2 separate regions of the Mus musculus genome follow, and region 1 is linked to region 2. A link is a loop called in an ENCODE intact Hi-C map of the cell type or tissue named here. Cell type or tissue: left cerebral cortex. All regions are shown on one strand. Links, peaks and the distances in the headings refer to the core of each region. The heading gives the core; the rest is flanking DNA.

Region 1 (2,916 bases), core at 122-2,621, 140 kb before region 2:
GGGACAATTCTTGTGTCTTGCTTTCAGCACTATGCGGGCTTTTCTGGTTGGAGCACAGTCACTACAGGGCAAGGGCCTTAACAGAGATTCTCAAATTTTCTGACAATTTGCTCCCAGGAGCAAACAAACTTTCCTTTCAGTGTGACAGAAGACATCAGTGTTAAGGAAATATTTGGGTGAAACGTTTCACCCATTTGGCTATAGAAAAATAGTTACCCACAAGCACACACATCAATTTATGCTTTGGGAGACGTTTATCTGACACAGGTTAAGTCAGAGGAAGTCAGTGAGCGAAAGGACATACATTTGAATGGCAAATACAGACTGCACATCATCTTGTTGAGATTTTCTCATAAGAATAGCAATTTTCAAGTGCTACAGTAGCCCCCTTTACAGGGGGAAAAAAAAGACATGTACTTTGCAAACTTTGCATGTTAATTTTACAATCTTTCTGAGGCATGAAGCAAAATCTGCATTCGAGTGTCGAATTTAAGATTGTAAGAAAGGAAAGTAACAGAGAGAGATTCTTATCATTCCAACTTCTTTTTGAAAGGTTACATTTCTAGAGCATTGTCCTCCCCAAACAACAAGATAGTACAAAATATTTAAAATAGTACAACTTAGCTAACGGAGAGAAGCAAGAGGAATGCAGCTGAGAATTCTGTGACCCAAAAGGTGGCAGAGAGTGACAAAAAAAAATCATCCATAGTGTATTAGTTATGAGTTAAGCCCCCTTAACTGATTTATTTTGCCACTTTTTTGTTCAAGTAACCTATTTAAAAATGCATCCCTACACAGAGCACCCCTATTATTAATAGTCAATGCACAGTTCAACCTGTCAAGTTTTCCCAGCCTCACTTTTGCAGGGCTTTTTTTTTTTTTAAGGAAAAAATTTAAAAAGCAAAGGCATTTCGCAGGGCACCCGCTGCCAGACACCCAGCATTTATCTTATCTCACTTGATGACTTTCCTTTTATCCTGAAATGATTTGACAATGACTCTATGATTTCCTGTACAAATTACCCTTTGAAAGTGGCGGTGGCGCTTGGCAGCGATCTTCACTTAATTACTGAGTGGATTATTAGCATACGGCTCCCCCCCTCTTCATTTCTTTATATCTTCTAGATTGCGTTGACAGTTCCCTTTCATTGCCTGCTTTAACTCACTGAATACTAAACATTATGCAGATTGCAGCTGAGAAGTGCCCAGGCTACTCCAAAGCCCTAGTCTGTACCAAGACCTTTTTGATGGAAAGTAATTTACAGGTCAGAAATCAATAGTGAGTCTGGAAAGTGCATCTGTGGGTTCTCTGAATTTAGATTGGGGTTGAGGTGGATCAGAGCACTAATGTTCAAAAGTGAATATCCCTTCTCAATTTTTCCATTTAAAAAAAAAAACTACAATAAAACAATTAGTTTTGTTGCTTCCTTTAATAGCCTCTCTCCGTCTTTAAATAGTCTAAGATAGTGAGCTTCTATTTTCTTTTCAGCTCCTTATGTTGCCACCCAAGTTGATGGGAGGGGGTTAATGAGTCCCTGTTTTCAGAAATGATCCTTCTTCAGTCCATCAAGCTAGGGGGCTAGTAAGTTGACCTCCTTGGTCTGTGCAGAGTGTGATTGTTTGCTGAGGTAAAACAAATGTGAGTGATAAATTGCAAAGCTCTCTCCAGCATGCTCAGAAGGAGCCTTCTTTCTCGTCTGTCTTGGCTCCCATCTTTTGGCAGAAATTTGCACATATGTCAGACATTCTCTCTCCAGATCTTTATGCTCTCCTCCCCCCAACTGCATGCAAAAGCATCGTCCACATTTCTTAGGCTGTAGTAGGGACATGAACCCCCTTCCCATCTCAACCTTATGGTATGGTTTAGAGTTGGTTTTTTTTGTTTGTTTGTTTTGTTTTGTTTTGTTTTCCATCTCTTTTTGGGAGGAGAATACAATACATGAGTAATCTCGGGGCTTGGTAGAAGTGACACCAAAGCTATAGGAGTCAGCACGGTGGGGGAGAACAGCTGGGTGCTGACTATGTCATCTCCATTCCAGGACTATCAACCACCAGCTTTATTCTTCTAGTGTTACATCTGCTATGAAATTTGGGTCTTCCAGGTGGCAGCCCAACATGCTGTCCAGTGCGATCAGGCCATTTAAATGCTTTGAGCTAATGCTGCAGATCCATTTTCTAAACAAGTTAGCAGATACCATATGCAGCAATTAAAGTTTTATTGAGTGGTGCCTGCTTACCATACTGAATTTGGATTGGCTACCATCTGTCGGAAAGCCTGTGGTACCATCCCCATTGCTTGAGAGAGCATTTGTAAGGATAGAAGATTTTTCTCAACTTCAGAAGAAGCTACTCAGATTTTTTTTTAACACGCAAACCTACAAAAGTAGGATTTTCTCAAATTAAGAGAACCAGACCTCTAGATGTTAGCACAGAATGTGCTATTAAACATAATGTCCAGGAGTGTGGAGTCTTGTAACATCTGCCCTGATTTGTTTTTAATATATTGTTCCCTCCACAATTCTCAGAAACACTTTCCATAGATAACACAGTAAACCCAAATTAGAATTAGGCAAAAATATAAGCACTGTTTCTGTCAACATTAACATAGTATCCTTCTTGTATAATAATAATAATAATAATAATAATAATAATAATAATAAGAAGAAGAAGAAGAAGAAGAAGAAGAAAGTTATCTAAAACTCTGGTAACTGAAGCTAGAGGAAGATAAAGCTATGTAATACCAATTGCCTGGACAAACAAGTTTGAATAAAGCATTTATTACATGTAAATAATGTTTGAATACTCAAGGTGTGATGTATACTAATATGTTGTTAATACATGAGGGGTTCTCAGACAACAGACAACAGATCCTTTGTGAAGGATCAAAGGGAAAGACATATTATACAAGTGGTTCTCA
Region 2 (2,914 bases), core at 415-2,914:
CCTACCCCATTCATACATTTTATATATATATATATATACACACACACACACACACACACACACACACACACACATATATATAGTGTAAAATTATTGCTAATTTATTTTCATTTTAAATTTAAATTACAACTTAAGAAGTTACATTATTTTACAAATCATTTCTGAGTAACACACCACTTTATTAATTTTAACTAAGGATTAGTGTATAATTCTAGAATGCAAACAACTCATTTTTATCTTGGACATAAAAGAATGCAGGTAACAGGGCACCAGATTATCAATATGGTTTTTGGTTCCCTCAGGAATACATAGTAAGCTCTGACATGAACCACACTAACATGAACATAAAATTCTATATTTTAAGATTATTAGTGCTGTTAAGATTTGTGAGTGTAGCAGAGAAAAAGAAAACCCTAGTGTAGAAATTCCTATAGGCTATATACCTTGATAAAATGGGGGAGATTTATGTGAAGAACATCATAATATTAAATACTAAGACAGTGTTATAATTCATTAGACAAATGTCCCAAGGAGAGGGCAGAATGTACAATGAGTGTTTTCTGAAAATGAATTGCTAAAAATGAGTACAGGCTGCAAAGACTTCAGCACTGGAAGCCCAGCTGGGCTTAAAAGGGTGGGGTGGGGGGGCTTTCATCCACTGTTAAATATTTGAAACACCACTTTAAAAAATAAAGCCACGGATGTCTTATCAGTTCTTATGACATCAGGCTGACTCTTACTCGCATGCATTTCCCCCTCTTTACAAAGATGAAATTTTAAAACATGCTCACAGGACATTTTACATTGATTTAGACCAGTTGGAGAAAACATGGTTCAGTGTAGGATTTCAAACTGTTCCACTAAATACAATAACATTTGCAGCCGTGGCACCGTTCCATGATCATTTTAAAAGATTTCATTTTACTTATCATTGCAAGCCATTATCTGATCATATTTGACCTACATATTAATATTTTCATTACCATTCAAGCCCATTTTTGCTCTGTACAAATTGTCAGCACTCTTCACGGAGATGTTATTTATTTATTCTGGAAATATCTGGAATTCTTTCACCCTACATTTTCCTTAGGGACTTCGTTCCTCCTTCTAAAGTATTGATATTAATATCTGGGGGGGGGAGGGGACCATATTCAATAAAAAACGAGGGAGAGAAAGAGGTCTCTCTTAATGGTATACTACAGGAGAAGTAGAAAAACAAAGGGGGGAAAAGAAATGATAATTGTTTTCTCTAAGGCTATTATCTAATGCGAAAGCAAATAGTCGGTCTGGAAATCAGCTAACAGAAGGGGATTAGAGAGATCTGAGAGTGGCTTGATTTCTAGCAGAGCTGTCTCTGCAGCCAGTGATGAGACACAGGCAGGGCAGCTAGGAGCTCTCCAGATGGCCAGGGAAAGTGGTCGTCTTGGGTTACTGCAGGGCACTGGGGCCACCAACACGTCCCGAGCCTGGGAGAGCATCCTTAGGGAGCCAGCCCCATGTCCAGCCTGGACCAGAGAGGGCGAGGCCAGGGAGACAGGCCTCCGGCCCGCCAGCGCACCCCTGCGAGCCGGGTCTGCCCATTGTTAACATATACTTGACCCCCGTGACCTCCCGCATGACACAGATGTCTTCCACCTCCACCACCCGCCTAGCTTCCCTACCCCCACCCCCCGCACCTGGTCGCGGCCACGCCGCCGCCTCCCTCCCGAGCGGCCGCGGCGCCCCCGGGTGCGGGCGCGCGCGGCAGCCGACCTGGTGCGGGCGCTGTGGGCGCTGTGCGCTGCGCGCGGCGCTCCTGCTCCCCGGCGGACGCCCGGACGCCCTGCAGATAAATGCAGTCGCCTTCCTCGAGAGCGAGCGAGGGCGGGCGAGGCGGACGCAGACGCCGCCTGTGACAGTGGCAATCCCCTGCGCCCCACATCACATTTGTCAGCCACAGCAGCAACAACAGAGAGGAGCGGAGGGAGGGAGCGAGGCGGGAGGAGGGGGAGCTGAGCTCGGCGCGCGCCGGGCTCCGCGTCGCAGCCTGCGTCTGCCTGGCGTCCGCCACCCCGGGCTCCTCGCCCCGCGGCTCGCTGTGCGAGGCGACTGCCGGGGATCCGCAAGACTAGGCGGGCGGTCTCTGGACGAGCGCTTGTGGGCGAGTGGCCGCGGACATTCTGGCACCGCGAGGGAAGCGGCGCCGCGCCCTGGTCCTCTGGCCCCGCCGGCCGGCACCGACCGGAGGAAGTTTTATTTGCAGCTGGGAGCCCGCGGCGGATGGTGGGACTCTCCAGCCCTGTGCAGTGTAAGTGCCAACGGGCGAGCTGGGTCGGCGGGCGGGCTGGAGAGCGGGTGGCTGGGACCGGCCTCGGGCTGGTACTGTTAATTACTATGCCGATGACCGATGACCGTCAGCATCGTTTGGATTAATTGGACCGAGAGGCTCTGGGCTGAACTTGACGCTCAACTAGAGTAGGACTGCGTAGCAGGGCAAACAAGATCATTGAGGTTGCTGGAGTCTGCGATGACACTGAACTTCGAGGACCAGATAAGACAGTATTTCCCTCCGTTTTTGCTTTAGATTCCCCGCACTCTCTTTTTAGTTATTTTAAATTTTTTTCCATCAAAGGAGAACAGAAAGATAAGCATGTCTCCTTCTACTAAACAACTGGTCAATTGGTCCACGATGTGTTTGGCAGGTGGCTCCACACCCGCATCATGGGTTTTTAAAACTGGAAGCGAAAGGCTTATTTTCATGGACACCTTAGTCCTAGGAGCAAGATTAAAAATTCCTAACTTGGTTCTGGGCTACAATTTGGGTAAGATTCTGGTTCCCTGCACCCAGGCGCTGTGCGACCGCCTGACAACTTTCTCTTACTCGGGCATTTGGGGTGCTTTGATGGGAAACCTCACAAGGATGATCAGGCGGCTT

The links. Peaks named below come from ENCODE experiments on the same cell type or tissue, not always from the same donor. Only the 100,000 strongest peaks of a DNase experiment are listed, where the experiment ranks them.
Region 1: a loop joins it to region 2, with 2.8 times the contacts of the local background. A loop is called at or near these places in 4 of 42 quality-filtered maps.

The regions. Positions count from the first base shown.
Region 1 is chr4:13,598,835-13,601,750 of GRCm38, forward strand. No RefSeq gene overlaps it. Among named protein-coding and RNA genes, the nearest start is that of Gm36488, 13 kb to the left of the region's middle. In left cerebral cortex, for the core only: no CTCF peak of the experiment used is centred there; DNase peaks (open chromatin) are centred at 1,102 and 1,707.
Region 2 is chr4:13,741,443-13,744,356 of GRCm38, forward strand. It overlaps a transcript of Runx1t1 not described here. Among named protein-coding and RNA genes, the nearest start is that of Runx1t1, 42 kb to the right of the region's middle. In left cerebral cortex, for the core only: a CTCF peak has its summit at 1,836; DNase peaks (open chromatin) are centred at 872, 1,579, 1,912, 2,236 and 2 more places; H3K4me3 peaks cover 2,124 bases; H3K27ac peaks cover 1,804 bases.